2 separate regions of the Homo sapiens genome follow, and region 1 is linked to region 2. Evidence: read pairs that join two places in POLR2A ChIA-PET (ENCODE). Cell type or tissue: PC-9. All regions are shown on one strand. Each heading gives the region's core, and the rest is flanking DNA. Links, peaks and the distances in the headings are about the cores only.

Evidence for each region. Peaks named below come from ENCODE experiments on the same cell type or tissue, not always from the same donor. Only the 100,000 strongest peaks of a DNase experiment are listed, where the experiment ranks them.
Region 1: POLR2A ChIA-PET joins it to region 2 with 8 read pairs; 2 of 35 experiments call an interaction of 5 or more read pairs at or near these places.

Annotation. Positions count from the first base shown.
Region 1 is chrX:114,955,639-114,963,614 of GRCh38, reverse strand. No RefSeq gene overlaps it. Among named protein-coding and RNA genes, the nearest start is that of IL13RA2, 58 kb to the left of the region's middle. In PC-9, for the core only: CTCF peaks have their summits at 3,493 and 3,695 (motif pointing right); no DNase peak of the experiment used is centred there.
Region 2 is chrX:115,019,075-115,027,050 of GRCh38, reverse strand. No RefSeq gene overlaps it. Among named protein-coding and RNA genes, the nearest start is that of IL13RA2, 5.4 kb to the right of the region's middle. In PC-9, for the core only: no CTCF peak of the experiment used is centred there; a DNase peak (open chromatin) is centred at 3,750; H3K27ac peaks cover 2,719 bases.

The DNA.
Region 1 (7,976 bases), core at 1,718-6,717, 64 kb after region 2:
CATGACGGCTGCTATTATTAAATTATGATCATTGTTTTATTATAAGCCAGGGCAGAGTCATTGAAGTTGAATTGTGACATTGAATTGTAACCAAGTCTGCAACCTCCTGGTGGAGCATATAGACCAGGTTTTACATGCAGTGGATCCCAAATTCTGCTCTGTGGATGGCTGCTTCAGAATCTTTGCCAACACTTTTTAAAAATATAGATGTTCAAGCTCTGTCCTTGGAGATAGTAATTTAGTACATTTTATAAACTATTTTCCTAAAACCCCATTTTAAAAATAAAACCAATTTGCAGTCAGATTTGGGAACCACTAATTTAGAAAATAATATTCATATTCCCTATCACAGCATTCAACGCTTTACATGATCTAGCTCTATCCTGCCTTTACATTCTCAGCTTTCCACTGGAGTAGTAGAGAAGACTTCTGAAATAGTTTTGTGACCCTACATGATATTTGTAAAAGAGAAGTGTTGTAATTCAAAGACAAAATATCATCCAGATACTACAAAGGGTGTCAGTACTCTGCAGCAGAAGTTTTGAACCCGAATACACACACAAAACAAATCATTTGGGGGCAATTGTTAAATATACATATTCCTGAGCTATACTCCTGGAGTTTCTGGTGGAGCAAATCTGGGATGGAGTGTAGGAATATAAACTTTTTGAAAATCTTTCTAGGTAATTTCAATACGGAGACAGGCTTGAAAGCCACAGTATATTTTTCTCTGTATCTGTATTTGTTGAGAACAGAAAGCAGAGTTTCTTCCTTTTTTATATTGTCCTAAATCAGTAGCCCACTGCTTGCACAAAGTAGGTGCTCATTTATTAATCCAAGTAAGGGAAGAGGATTGGTTGGTTCAAAATGGGAGATAAATTTTTGCTGTGCCCCCATAAAGACTATTTGTATCAGACATATTCTCTTCTGGAATAAAGGAGAAAGAAGGCAACTGACTATTCTATTCCTGACTCCCCTGTAATCATTTACAAACTCACAAGAGATATAGAAGTTTATGCTCTTTGATAGTCTCAAAATCCTAATTTAACCAACTTGGACTAGCATTATTCATTCAAAGCTATTTAACTTTTTCTTTCTGTTGTCTTTTACCTATGAAAGCAAGGCAAACAAACTATTCAGATTCAGGGTTTTAGTATTCTGGTTAACAGTGCAGGCTCTAGATTCACACTCCTTGTGTTCAAATATTTATTGGCCCTTTGCCAATTGTGTAAGCTTAGTCAGGTTACTTAACCTCTGTGTCTCAGTTTTTTCAACCATAATATGGGGGTAATATTAGTTCCTACATTATGCAATTGTTGTGAGAATAGGAGACAATAAATATAATGTACTTAAACAGTTTTTGACAAATCAAATGTTCTGACTATTTATTTGTGTATCTCCTTTTAACTAATGAATAAATTTTTTACATATATATATATACATCACATTTCCATAAAATTCTGATTCCACTATTTAAGATAAACACTTTGGTGAATAAAACAACCTCTCACATAGAAGCCACATTTTCCAAACAGTGACAGAGGGCAAGATTTGACAATGTGTTGTAGAGGAGAGGTTTCCAATGACTAGTACTTGATCATATTTTCACCTGTCTGTGAAGAGTGGCAAATATAAAATGGTATAATTGCCAATTGTCATGTCTTATGAAGCATTGCCCTTTAGATACTGATTATTTTATTCCTGCATTTTTAATATTAAATTATCTGCTTTCAGGGAATGACATAATGGCTTGAAGTATGATTTTTTAAATTCCCATACCTGGAAAAGAATTTTAAAAGTGACAAACCTATGTCAGAACCCTCAAGTTTTTTGAAATTTTACTTGTCAGTGAAATGCAATAGCTTAGGAGCATTCTGAAAATCGATGATGTGGTAAACACTCGATAATCTGGATAACTGACTAGCAGCATTATGATCACCACTATTGCGGCTGGAGTGGAACAAGATCACCTTGGTGTTCCTTGTTTGGAAGATTATTTCCTCTGAATTTCTGGGCTTGGTCTTCCAGTTGGCATTTGTATTAAATGTATTAAAGTTGTATTAAAACAATTTAATGAAAATATTAAATATTTGGTTTCAAAAGGCAAAAAAAAAAAAAAAAAAAAAAAAAAAAGAACCGCTATGCTAGCCCGGCGCGGTGGCTCACGCCTGTAATCCCAGCACTTTGGGAGGCCGAGTTGGGCGGATCACGAAGTCAGAAGATCGAGACCATCCTGGCTAACATGGTGAAACCCCGTCTCTACTAAAAAATACAAAAAATTAGCCAGGCGTGGTGGCAGGCGCCTGTAGTCCCAGCTGCTCGGGAGGGTGAGGCAGGAGAATGGCCTGAACCCAGCAGACGGAGCTTGCAGTGAGCCGAGATCGCACCGAGCCGAGATCGCACCACTGCACTCCAGCCTCGGTGACAGAGCGAGACTCCATCTCAAAAAAGAACCGCTATGCTGAGGCCTACGATCACTATGAGATTCATTTAAAGCTAAAACATCAAAGCAGAAGTTCTCATTTCTTTTGGCTATCTACCAGTGCAAAATACACATTTCTTCCAGCTGTCTTGTGAATGTGGTTTTGATTTTCAGTTGACAAGTTCACCTGAACATTAAATGTAGCAAAATACTTTGCTTGAACCTTTTGCAAGAGGCAAGATTCAGGACAATGGTGTTCGTGATCTCCTGTTGTCATTTTAGGAATTTTTATGTACTTCACCAGCAGCAAAATGATACAGTGCTTTTGGCAGTTAAACAATCAAGACATGAGAATATTAGAGGGGACTGTTGATTCGCTTGTTTAATGCTTGCATATTAATTATATCAAAAAAGGAGAGAACTTCCTGTTTTGTATTATAAGAAAAAGAAGAAACCTTCTTGTGTTATATTGAAGTATTGTATAAGGCATTTAAAATGGTTTGTAAAGATTAAAGCACTAGGAAAATGCAAAATATTATTAGATGGTACTTACATGAAATGAATACAACTTCCTCTACTGTTTGCTTCCCTCATAGTATTTTTTGGTTGTTTTTAAACTTTATTTAAATGGCATCATACAGAATTCACTGTCTTATGTTGGACTAATTTAATTATGTTTGCAAGTTCCATACATATATCTGAATATGGCTGTAGTTCATTTTTATTTTTGTATAGTATCTTATAAAAATATAAAACCTACTTTTTCTTATTTTTCCATTTAAAAATGTTTATTTTTATTTCAACTTTTATTTTAGATAGAGAGGATACATGTACAGATTTCTTATATGGGAATATTATGTGATGCTGAGGTTTGGAGTACAGACTCCATCACCAGCTACTCATAGTTTTAATATTATATGAATATAACTTTTCATGTACTAAAGACATAGGCAATATGTCGGGATACTTCCTCTAAAACACAATTGTTGTAGGGAACCCAGTTTAAAATTGTGTTTAAAATATTGGAGTTGTTGCTTCTTGGTGATAGTTTAATAAACAATATTTTTCTTTGAAATTTCTGGACTTCCCAAAAAATTCTAAGATGACTGTTATGTATATGAAATGTGAAATTATAAATTTAAAGCATAAAATGAAAGTAGATGCAAATAAAGATAGTCTAACCACTAATTTTATAGTTGGAAATGAAAATCATTACATAAACCAAGCTTGCTTTACATCTGATTTCCACTGGGTGTCAGTAATGTATGACTTTTAACACATAATCTCTAAAAGTTGTATGCTAGTTCTAAAGCTTATTTTTTGTTTGCACTTAATATTTGTTTGGAGATTCTTATTATTGAATCAATCTTTAGCTGTCTATTACTAGTCATTTTATTCTCTGGCTGATAATGTATCATAACCACCATAAAATTATAAAATGCATAATAAATGATACTTTTTGTAATTTGATGACATACAAAATTGAAGACCCAAAGAAAGTGAAAAGAATATGTAACTAAGCTGTTAGCTTAAAGGTTTGTGCTTTGTTTTGTTTTTTGTAGATTCAAGCTAACTAAGTGCTACATTAAGCAGGATTGCCTAGAAACAATTAAAGGGAGCCACTCATTGATTCAACTCTACAATTATACACTCAACACACATTGATTGAGCATTTATTGTGTGTTAGGAATTGTTCATGGGACAGTGGATAAAGTGGTGAACAAGATGGTCATTGTCTCTTCTCTCAAATTGTTCAGAATTTAGTTCGGAAGACATATAAGTAAAATCACAATTATAGGAAATGTGATATATGATATGTATTATGTAAAGGGTGGACAGTATAGTATTGGGGCTGAGTTCTCTGGCTCTGGAGTTTGGCTGTCTGTTTGGATTCCCATCCCTGGTTTTATCCATTATACGACATAAGCAAAAATACTTACTCTTTCAGTCTTAGTTTTCTCATATGTACAATGATGATAATAATAGTATCCATCTCATAGGGTTGTTTTGAAAATGCAATGAGATAATCCATTTAAAGCATTGGGCACAAATCACTCAATATATGTTAAAGAATGTTATTAATGGACCCACAGGTTGCTATAAGGGGCAGTAAGGAAAGGACATAGGAGTGAGAGTTGGTAGTCGTAGGGTTGGAACTTCCTTCCAGAGTTGATGGCATTTGCAAAAGTATAAATGCATTTTGAGAACTTAAAATTGTTTAGTATGGTGGACAAACAATCAGTGGTTAGATTTGAACGTGTCGACTTCCAGCTGAGTGTATCCATCCAGTAGACGGTTGAATATGGGTCTGTAATATAGCAGAAAGAGTTGAGCTGAAGTTTTGGAGGTCATAAGCATGTGATGGTTGAAGACATAAGTGTCAATGATGGAGAAGGAATTCATTTAAGGAGTTTCAACTCTAGAATTATATGATTAGTGTTATAGAAACATCACTCTGGTAACAGTGAGGAACATCGATTTGGAATGGGTGATACGGGCACTGCTCTGAGACCAAAGGCAAAAATACAATAGAAGTTGTCAGGTTTACGAGATTTTGACTAACATAATTTCTCTAAATAATAATGCATTGTAACATGAAAAAGTAAAGTAGTATGGGTAATTACGTACATAATCATCCAAAATATATATTAAAGATTTAGTGATATCTGGTTCAAAGTCATCATTTTAGGAAATCACACACTATTATAACCAGCAGAACACTTTTTGATGTATCTTAATATAATTTTTTCTTTGCCTTGCACCAGTCTCCCTCTTATTCTAGAAGATGCATACATGTGTCTGGTAAGATTTAGGATAGTTAGAGCAGAAATTCAAAGATATGATCAGTTAATATATTCATAATGTTCAAGAGGGATTAGAATGAGTCCCTAATGTGAGAGATTTTAGGACTGAACTTGAAGGAAATGTTTTCCTCTTGAAATCCAGGCTTTGTTGAGAGGGAGGGTTTTCTATCCTCTTATCTCTTTTCTGTACTTATTTAATATGGGAGATTTTGTTTTTCAATAGAGTAGAGCAGAGGACTTTTGGATTGTGTACAGGGACTTGACGGAGGATAAAGACAGTGATGATAGAAGGAGATATCATGATATCTGTCCCCTCTCTGGTCAGCCAATGGATTAGATCTAATGTGAGAAATATTGAGATGAAAGTTGAGGGAGCTGTTCTCATGAGACATGGTAAAACTTTATGTCTTGGCTAATGTTTAAAAAAAAAGATGATGAAACATGATGCATTAGAGCCCAGTTATGTTTAATTTAATTTATTTATTTATCCAGTCAGGGTCTTTCTCTGTTGCCCAGGATAGAGTGTAGTGGCATGATCGTGGTTCACTGCAACCTTAAACTCCTGGACTCAAGTGATCCTCTTACCTCACTCAGCCTTCCCAGTAGCTAGGACTATAGGTATATGTCACTGCATCTGGCTTTTTTTGTTTTTAATAGAGACAGGGCCGCACTATGTTGCCCACGCTGATCTCAAACTCCAGGCCTTAAATGATCCTCCCATCTTGGCCTCCCAACATGTTGGGATTACAGGCATGAGCCACTAGCCTAGCCAGAGCCCAAGTATAAGATGAGTGAAAAGAAATTTGAGAAGATTCTGTTTATCAAGGAAGAGAGGCTTTGCCTTTGATCAGTGGACTGTGGAAAATTTAAAAATTTCATCTTGATTATATTTGGACAAACATGCATTTCACTTTATGTACTACAGACCTGACAATTTCTATGAGGAAGTGAGGCAAGCTGGCCAAGTTATCAAGATGGTTTGTGAAATGAAATATTATCGGCCAGGCACGGTGGCTCACGCCTGTAATCCCTGTACTTTGGGAGGCCGAGGTGGGTAGATCACAAGGTCAGGAGTTCAAGACCAGCCTGGCCAAGATGGTGAAACTCTATCTCTACTAAAAATACAAAAATCAGCTGGGTGCAGTGGGAGGCGCCTTTAATCCCAGCCACTTGGGAGGCTGAGGCAAGAGAGAATCACTTCAACCCGGGGGGTGGAGGTTGCAGTGAGCTGAGATCATGCCTCTGCACTCCAGCATGGGCAACAGAATAGAGTGAGACTCTGTCTCAAAAAAAAAAAAAAAAGAAAAAGAAAAAGAAAAAGAAAAGAAATATTATCTAATAGCTTGGCAAATATAAGTATTTGCCAATATATAAGTATTTGCAAATATAAGTATTTGCTAATAGCTTGGCAAATATAAGTATCCCAATTTTCAATTGTCCTCCAGTCCGTGTGTGCTAGCAGTGTTTCAGGGACAGGTCTAACAGGATACACAGCTTGACACCAGCTTTGATTTTCAGAAGTTTAAGCATACCAACCATATCATGATTTGTATTAGTAGCCTTTGGGTTTTGTGGGAACATGAGGAGGGCACACAGCAATCCACTAAAAACTCATATTAGACATTTCATTTTCCAAAGACCCTTCTTGGCCAACCTGCCTATGAGATTCTGTATTCCTTAGTTCTTTACACAGTGGGAAGCTTCTGTCTCCTACCTCTCTTGGATTACATTCACCTATATCACTTTCAAATACTTTTCTCTTTGATCATACCCTAAACATCTTTGCAAAGATGTTTATCCAAAATGCTCAAATTAAAAGGGCCCCACATTTATACGGACCTGCTCGTCTTAGAAGGTCATCTAAGGGACCAATTTTTGCACTTCAGCATACACCTTGAGGATTCACCCCCAACAGCTTATCAACATATTTCTTCCAAGTAGTGAATTCTGATTTACATGTTAAGTGAATAAAATGTTTTGCTTTTATTATATTATCATTTAAATGAATCTATGATTTTAATGTATTTGTTAAAAAAATGAGCTTGAAAACTTCAGAATCAAAATGTGTTATTTCTGTTTTTGAGATGGGGGTCTCGCTCTGTTGCCCAGGCTGGAGTGCAGTGGCCAGATTACAGCTCACAGCAGTCCTGGCATTCCCAGACTCAAGTGATCCTCCCACTTCAGCCTTCTGAGTAACTAGGACTACAGGCACGTGCAACCACCTCTGGCTAATTTTTACATTTTTGTAGAGCTAGGGTTTCGCCACGTTGCTCAGGCTGGTCTTGAACTCCTGAGTTTAAGTGATCCACCAGCCTTGGCCTTCCAAAGTGCTGGGATTACATGCATGAGCCACCACACCTGGCCAAGTGTGTTGTTTAAATTTTGAATATTTAGGGGATTTCTTTTTCAGATATCCTTTTGTTATGGATTTCAAATTTAGTTCTATAGTGGTTAGAGAATATACTCCATTGTATTTCAATCTTAAAAATTAGTTCAGACACATTTTATGGCTGAACATGTAGTCTGTCACTGAAAGTTTCATGTACACTTGAAAAGGATTTAAAGTCCGCTATGGTTGTCTGAATGTTCTACAAATGTCAGTTAGGTAACTCTGGTTGTTAGTGTTGTTTAACTTGTCTATATACATACCGATTTTGTTCTACATTATTATATCAATTATAGAAAGAAAAATATTGTAATCTCCAACTGTAATTATAGATTAGTCTGTTTTTCTTTTCAGTTCTATCAGG
Region 2 (7,976 bases), core at 951-5,950:
TATCCTTTGTAATACCATTTACAATAAATGGGTAAAAGTAAGTAAAGTGTTTCCCTGAGTTGTGAGCTATCCTAGCAAATTAATCATACCCAGAAGTCAGAAACACAAGTCAAAACCCAGGGCTTGCTATTGGCATCTGAAATGGGGGCAGTCTTGAGGGACTAAACTCTTAACTTGAGGGATCTGACACTATCTCCTCGTAGATAGCCTTAGAATTGTCTTGAATTAGTGGAGAAGTGATTGGTTGTTGGTGAAGGAGAAATCTCCATACGTTTTGGTGACCAGAGATGAAGAATTTGTTGTATTGCCTGCATGAGAATAGAACAAACATTGTTTTTTTCCTATCCCTAATAGTTATCCACACTCACTGTGTCCAAATTTACCCTTCCATTCTTTCTTGAACTCATTTTAATCTGGGTTTTTCCCCCAACATGCCACTGACTGAATTCCCTTAGCAATATTACCAGTGATTTCCACCTTGCTTAAACCATTAGCCCATTCTCAGGCCTCATTTTACTCCACCTATCAGCAGCTTTTGACATTGTCTATCACTTTATCCTTGAAACATTTTCCCCACTTGATTTTCCTTTCACTTCTGTGGCCTCTCTTTTGTCTCCTTTGTTGGTAGCCCCTCAAAATCTATTTAGCCTTTTATATATCGAAGGTCTCAGTCACTGGCCCTCTTTTCTTTGTCTCATGTACACTCTACCTTAGGTGACGTCAATCAATCACATGGCTCTAAATGCTGTCTATATCCTGATGATTCCCAAATTTATATTTACAGCTCTGGTCTTTCCCCCTATCTCCAGAGTTGAATATCCAACTGCCTACTCATCTCCCCTTGGATATTAGTTAGTCAGCTCAAACTTAACCATCCAAAATTGAACTCTTGACCATCATCCCTAGGCCCCATAAACAATTATCCAGATGGCCATGCCAAAATAAAGCCATCATCTTCTGATACTCCACACTCAATCCACCAGTAAATTCTATCAGCACGGCTATCAACTTGGTCCAAGTCACCATCATCTCTAGGCCGGGTCATTGCTTCTACCTTTCCATTGCATACAATAGCCCTTTAAAATGTAATCTACATCATGTTGAGGTGGGAGAGTTCCCTGGCCCCTTCGCAGAACCTGCGACAGGAGGATATGGCTCTCTGGCAACAGGGGGATGTGGGAGGGGGAGCATGCAGAGGGGCAGGTGCAAGAGCCAGGATGAGTGCTTTGGGCTCTGGACCCATGGCAGTATCTTGGGGTGGGTGTCTGTGACTCTTGAAGCCCAAGTGGGCATGTGTTACAGTGCACTCTTTTAGCCTTGTCATCTGTGGATGGCTTAAGTGTTGAACAGTTCAGTGGACTTGCCTTTTTGCAAGGGCAGAGGGCCAGTGTGACAGCTTTCTGTATCTTGAGCTCTTGTCTAGCATCCAGGAAAAATCAGGTCACACACGAACTTGAAGGATGAATGCGGGGGTCTTATTGAGTGGTGGAGGTGTCTCTCTGTGGGATGGATGTGGAATTGGAAGGGGGGTGGAGTGAGAGGATCATCTTCCCCTGGCATTTGGCCATTCAGCAGCTGAACTCCTCTTTGATTGTCTCCAGCCGAACTCCTCTCGGCATTCAGACGCTCCTTCTCTTCTCTCTGCTGTGCCTTTCTGCCATTCTTCCAAGCTTCTGTTTGTCCCCTCATGGAGGCTAGGGTTTGGGGTTTATACGTGTACAGGATAAGGGGGCATGGTGGGCAAAAAGGCAACATTTTGGACGTGAAAACAGGAATGCCTATTCCCATTTAGGGCCATGGGTTTCCAGGCTTGAGGGTGGGGCCTTTGTCTGGGAAATGCCCTCTTCTACCCAGTATTTCCCTGTCTCCTGTCCATATCAAAGTCACTGCTCACAACTGTCCCGTTGCTTCCCATTTTACTAAAAATAAATAGCAAATTCATCACCATGGCCTACCCTCTCCTATATTTGTGAGATCATCTAACTTTTTCTGTTCCCTATCCTGCTGGTCTTCCTATTCCTGAAACTACTATTTCAGTGAATGTGCTATTCCTTCTACCTGAAACATTCTTTCCCTGTATCTTTACCTGGTTTATTCCCTACATCACTGAAGTCCTTGATGCTACTTTCTCAGAGAGGCATTCCCTGACTACCCTTACCTAAAATGAACCTCCCATTATTCTTTCATGTTATCCTGCTTTATTTTTCTTTATACATCTTGTGGTTATCTGATGTTTATTGTCTGTCTCCCACACCAGAAATGAGGGTAGCTACTTTGTCTTGTTCACTGCTGTATCCCCAGTACCTATAACAGTGCCTAGCATGTAGTAGACTTCCTGAAATAATTGAATAGTTAATATGTAATGTAAATATTAATATTTAATTGTTTATAACATTCTTTTCTATAACTAATAGTCCTGTATATAATATAATACCACATTTCCATGTGTTTACAGTCTATAAATAACATACTGGTAGATTACCTGGAAGGAATATAAAAATTGCTATTGTACATTTTGTATTCTATTTTTACTGAGTATTGAGTGGGTAGAGTATATCCTATTATTTACTTTTAAAGGGGTCACATGACATGAATGTTTTGGGTATTCCCTGCCTGTTTGCAAACAAGTATTTGGGAGCATCTGGGAGTACAGAGAACAGTGTTGAACAAAAGAGATTGTTTCGCTAGTTCCAGAGCAGTAGTGCCTTTCAAGGCAGTGCATTACTCTTCAGTTATGACTTCATTGGAGTAGAATGTAAGGTATATTTAGTAAGAACTATTTGACCTGTTCAAGAAATATTTACTAATTGATGACCTGGGGGATTTTATTTAAAGGGTTGCAAAAAAAAATTTTAGTGGGTTGTTTTCAAAAAGCATGTTGGTGGTTTGTTGGATAGAATTATAAACTAATAAACCTGTGATCTCAGTTCGGGGACAAATTCTGAAATTTGTAAACTGCTTCATGAATTAACACTGTAAACCTAGATGTTGCTATGGTAGCTCCAAACTGAATTGTCTAGCTTTGACAGTGTTGCAGGAAACTTGTTAGCCACATGAACTCAAGATGTCATACAGGAAAAGCATCTAAAAAAACATTATGGGGCCTGGCGCTATGGCTCAGGCCTGTAATCCCAGCACTTTGGTAGGCCGAGACAGGAAGATGACTTGAGCCCAGGAGTTTGAGACCAGCCTGGGCAATATAATGAGACCCCTGTCTCTACAAAATAAATATGAAAATAATTATGGCCTAGAATAACTACCCATGGTTTTACAAGAACTGTAGATTTATTGAACATATTTTATAAATATCAAATAATGTTAGTATGTAATCTTATCAGGGATGCAAATATAATCATGATATATAGAGCTAGATGTTAAAGTGATATTTGTTAAAAATAAGTCCTACATGTATTTCAATTCCATACAATGATTTTCATAATTCAGCATCTTCCTAAGTTCCTTGTGTATATGTATAGGACATGACTGACACAACTTTACTACTGGCAAACATGATGCATCTGTGTGATTCAAAGCCCTTTTGTGTTTCATAGTACAAAGTCATCTTCAGCATTCTTTATAAGCTACTCCACTGCAGGACATGTTATTTACTAGTTATTACCGAAATTAGATTTGATTCACCACCAGGTCATAGGCTGATTGTACTATCATTGAGCCATGTATTAATCTCAGTGTGTTATCAGGCCTCAAAACCTGGCAGGTTCCAGAGATTCTGTTTATGGTGCTGAGTCATGACTATACTCCAGAAGCTATGAACAGGCATTTATACATGTTGGATGGCCTTCCTGAAATAAGATTAGCTATCCAGGAAGCCAGTGCTCTTGAGTCACATCCTGAAACCACGGATGGATACATGGCAGATTAACCATTGAAATAGAGAATTATAGCCTAGGGATAACTTGTGTGAGAGAAAATTGCCTTTCACAGAGTGAGATTACTTGAAAGAGAGTATTATATTTTAAAAGGAGTATGACCTTTAGAATCAGATATTGGCATCTTTTATTGCTTAAATTGTATAACCTTGAGAAACCTGAGCCCCAAATGCCTCATTTGTAATATTGGAATAATAATAATAGTAGTCAGCAAAGTTTGTAAGGCTTAAGTGAGCTAATCCATTTAAGCATCTGGCACGGAGCTTGACACCTAGTAAAGGTAAAATAAACTATAACCTCTATTATTATTATTATTATTATTATTATTATTATTATTATCATTGTTTTCCGAGGTCACCTGGCAAAGCTGGTGAGAGAGCCCAAATCTCCTAGTCAATGCCTTCTCATGTAAGACTATATCAATTTATCATTTCATTTGCAAATGACATTTAAGTCTGCAATCACACTACATTTCCATTTTTCTCTCCTCAGTTTCTATTTCTCGATTTTTCAATTTTCTTTCTCCTCAAGCCCCATTCTAAAAGCTTTGGCCAGTATTTTTAGATAGCTTAAACAATGTGAATAGAAAGTATCAAATTTTATAATTGATTTTTTTTATGCAAAGGCAACAGAAATAACATGCCTATAGTTTTTATGTGTTTTTTTTAAAGAAATCATTTTAGTGACATTGCAAAAATTCCATTTATCATTTTCTAATAAATAATTGTCTTTGCAAATTGGTCACTGCCTTTACAATAAAATAAAACAAAAAACATATGGTCATTTTGGATACTGTAGAAGAATCTTTTTTTCCTTTGTCAACATAGAGAAAGAACATTTCTAAAAGACCATGTTATGTATTATTAGCCTAGCAATGTTTTTCTGTCTCTTCCTTCTTTTTCCTATCCTTTCTGTATAGATTGTATCAGCTGTGGGGCACTGTGCTAGTCATATCACTTCTCTAAGCCCCAGTTTTACTGTTTGTAAACATGCAGTACAAACCTTATACACTTACAGACCTGTTAAAAAATAAACAAATTCTTTACAAACTACAAAAAGCTAAACAAACGAAAGAAATTACTGTTATTATGGCAAAGATCAGTAAAGGCAGCATATTGGATCAACAAGGGTGGTAGAAATTGGAAATTAATAATAAGTGTCTAATTATCTACTATGAACAAGTTTATTTTGCTGAATTAATAAAGGCAAATGTGTAGGATGTGGTAAGTTATTTTCAAGTGTTGCTTAGTGGCAGTGTCCTCAGAAGCAAACCCCTCTCAAGTATATAGAGCAATTTACTATTCTTCTAGCACTTTCACATACATTATCTTATTTAATCTTCAAGACACCCCTGCCAGGCTTGTATCATTACCTCCATTTTATAGATACAAATTGAGATATAATTTACCTCTTATCACAGTGGTTGAGGCAGGAGTGAAATCCAGATTGATACTTACACCGTTGTGTCTTTTATTATAAAAAGCTCCTCGGCTATGTATCTGTTACTTTATCCAAAGAATAGTTGGTCCTGCCAGCTTTTACAGCACCTTGGTATAATTCCAAATTTGCTTTAGATGGCTTTTGGCCTCACCCATAACTTCCCCATCTTGTGGCTTGTAGAATCTGTGTCCTGGCCCTGTGACTGTTTCAGGAATACCTAACTAATATTTTCTACGTGCTTGATTATTAGGCAGGAAAGTATTAGAGATTCTAATTAATGTCTCTAAAGTAGAGAGGAGAACAAAAGAGGACCTGTGATAACTGCTTACGTTAATCTATTTCTTGAGAAACCATATGATTGGTAAGTACCTGGAATTTCTCCAATAATGCAAAGATTGCAGCCAGCTGTTAAAGTGAGAGTATTATGTTGCATGACTTTGAAGCGGTGGAGAAGCGAGGCCGAGAAGAGGCAATCACTTTAGGTTTGCCATTCCAAAGGAGATTCTCAGTGAGAAACTATCTCAAAAGTGTTGTGTAAAACTGAGTGGGTAGAAATAGAAAGCTCCCCTCCACATTGATCTTAGGCATGGAAAATACCTAGTGTAGTGATTACCATCAAGGGCTCTGGTACTAGATTGTCTAGATTTAAATCCAAGTTTCACCATTTATGGTGTGTGACTTGAGGGAAGCCATTTGACTTCTGTATGTCATAGTTTCTGGTCTTTAAAAAGTTAATCTCATAGAGTAGAGAGTAGAATAGAAGTTACCAGAGGCTGGGGAGGGAATAAGGGAGCCGGGATGGGGAAAGGTTGGTGAATGGGTACAATGTTACAGTTAGATAAGAGGAATACATTCTGATTTCTATTGCACAGTAAGGTGAGTATAGCTAACAATAATGAATTGTATTTTTCAAAAGCTAGAAGAAAGGAATTTGAATGTTTTTACCACAAAGAACTGATAAATGTTTGAGGTGATGTATATGCTAATTACCGTGATTTGATCATTACACAACGTTATCCATGTATCAAAACATTACACTGTACCCCACAAATATGTACAATCATTATGTATCAATTAAAAATTAAAGTTAAAAAGAAAATTTAAACAAATAACATAGAACTAAAAATAGTATATATGTCCAAGTCTGATTGTGAGGATTATATGAGATAATGCATATAAATTGCATAGCACAGGGCAGTGCCTGAGATGTTGAATAAATACTAGAAGGTACTATTACTATGACAGATACTATGACTGTTGCCACTTTCACTTTGTGTCTTCTGCAAGATTTAGCTGGGATAGTATCTGGCAAAAAACTTCCAAAGATGCTCAATAAATATTTATTGAATTATTACTCTGTCAGAAATGTCATAATGATAAAACTGTGTGGTGGGCTGGATGGTTTGGGTGGTGACAGTAGGTAGAGGAAGGTTGGGAGTTAGGAAGAGGCTTCTAGTAAAATAGGTGCAGGATAGATTCATTATGATAAGAACATTTATTTGCTAGTTAGTGGAAAGGGTTCAGGAGATATGGTTTTCAATCCCAGCTCTGCCACCAATAAGTTGTGTACACTTGGCTTACTTACCTTCCTCTCTGGCTGTTATTTCCTTATTTTTAAAAATGAGGAGCTAAGACCAGATGAGTGGTTATGAACTGTGGTCTGGGGGTCTGAAATATAGAAAAACAACTTTTTCAAATCTAATATGTCTGCATTTGCTTTTCTAATCTTCCCTTTGTCTTCAGGTCCCCCTGGTCCTTGTGAAAAACTCCGGTGTTCCTGGTAACCACATAGTGTATAAAGCCCCTCATTGCACTAGTGACAATCCTGTAACCCAGAAGCAAAGGAGAGAATTGTCTTTGTGTTCATTTGGGTAAGAAAGTCTTGGTTGGGCCCTAGGTGTAATTCAGCAACTCCTTTTGTGGGTTTATCCATAAGTGATGCTAGAAGCTAGTTATCCCATTTTCCACCTTTGCTTGGGTATATTGATCAGTCTGATCCATGAAATGCTATTTGATAGCCTGAGTCAGATTTCATAGCCTATAAATGGAATAGAAGCAAATGATTTTAAACTCTTTACTTAGCATTTATGCTGTACATGACATAATGCTACGAAATCTTAAAGGACAGATCGATAGGGGAGAGAGAATTTTGTTAGAATCTCTCTGAGAGCATTGTAAGGGCAGCCTGATTGCCCTTAGTCCTTAAAGGTAATATGGAAGGTTTTCTCTTTGTCAGACCTATTGCCCTGATCCCAGTAGTAACCAGTGTGTTCATCTTAATCTCTGAGGGTAGCTCTGTGGAAGATCCATAACCTTCTGTTAGCCAAATCTACCTAGTACTTACAGATGCATTAGTGGGCAGCCATTGGCTGGCAAGTAAAGAGAGAGGAATTGGGGAGAAAGAGAGATTTGTTGGGCCTCAGTGAGAGAAATGACATTCTCTCCTGATTTTATGAGGCGCAGAATTTTTAAAATAACATGGTGTTGATTCAGCTTGGTTTGCTAATTAAAGGAAGATTTAAACACTGGGGTTCCAGAGGAAAAGCGTTCATAATCCTGAGTCATGCCTGTGGGACCCAGCAGAATGGGGTGGAAGTGCACAGGACTGGGCATCATGAGATCTCTGTTCTACTTCCAGCTTTGTTA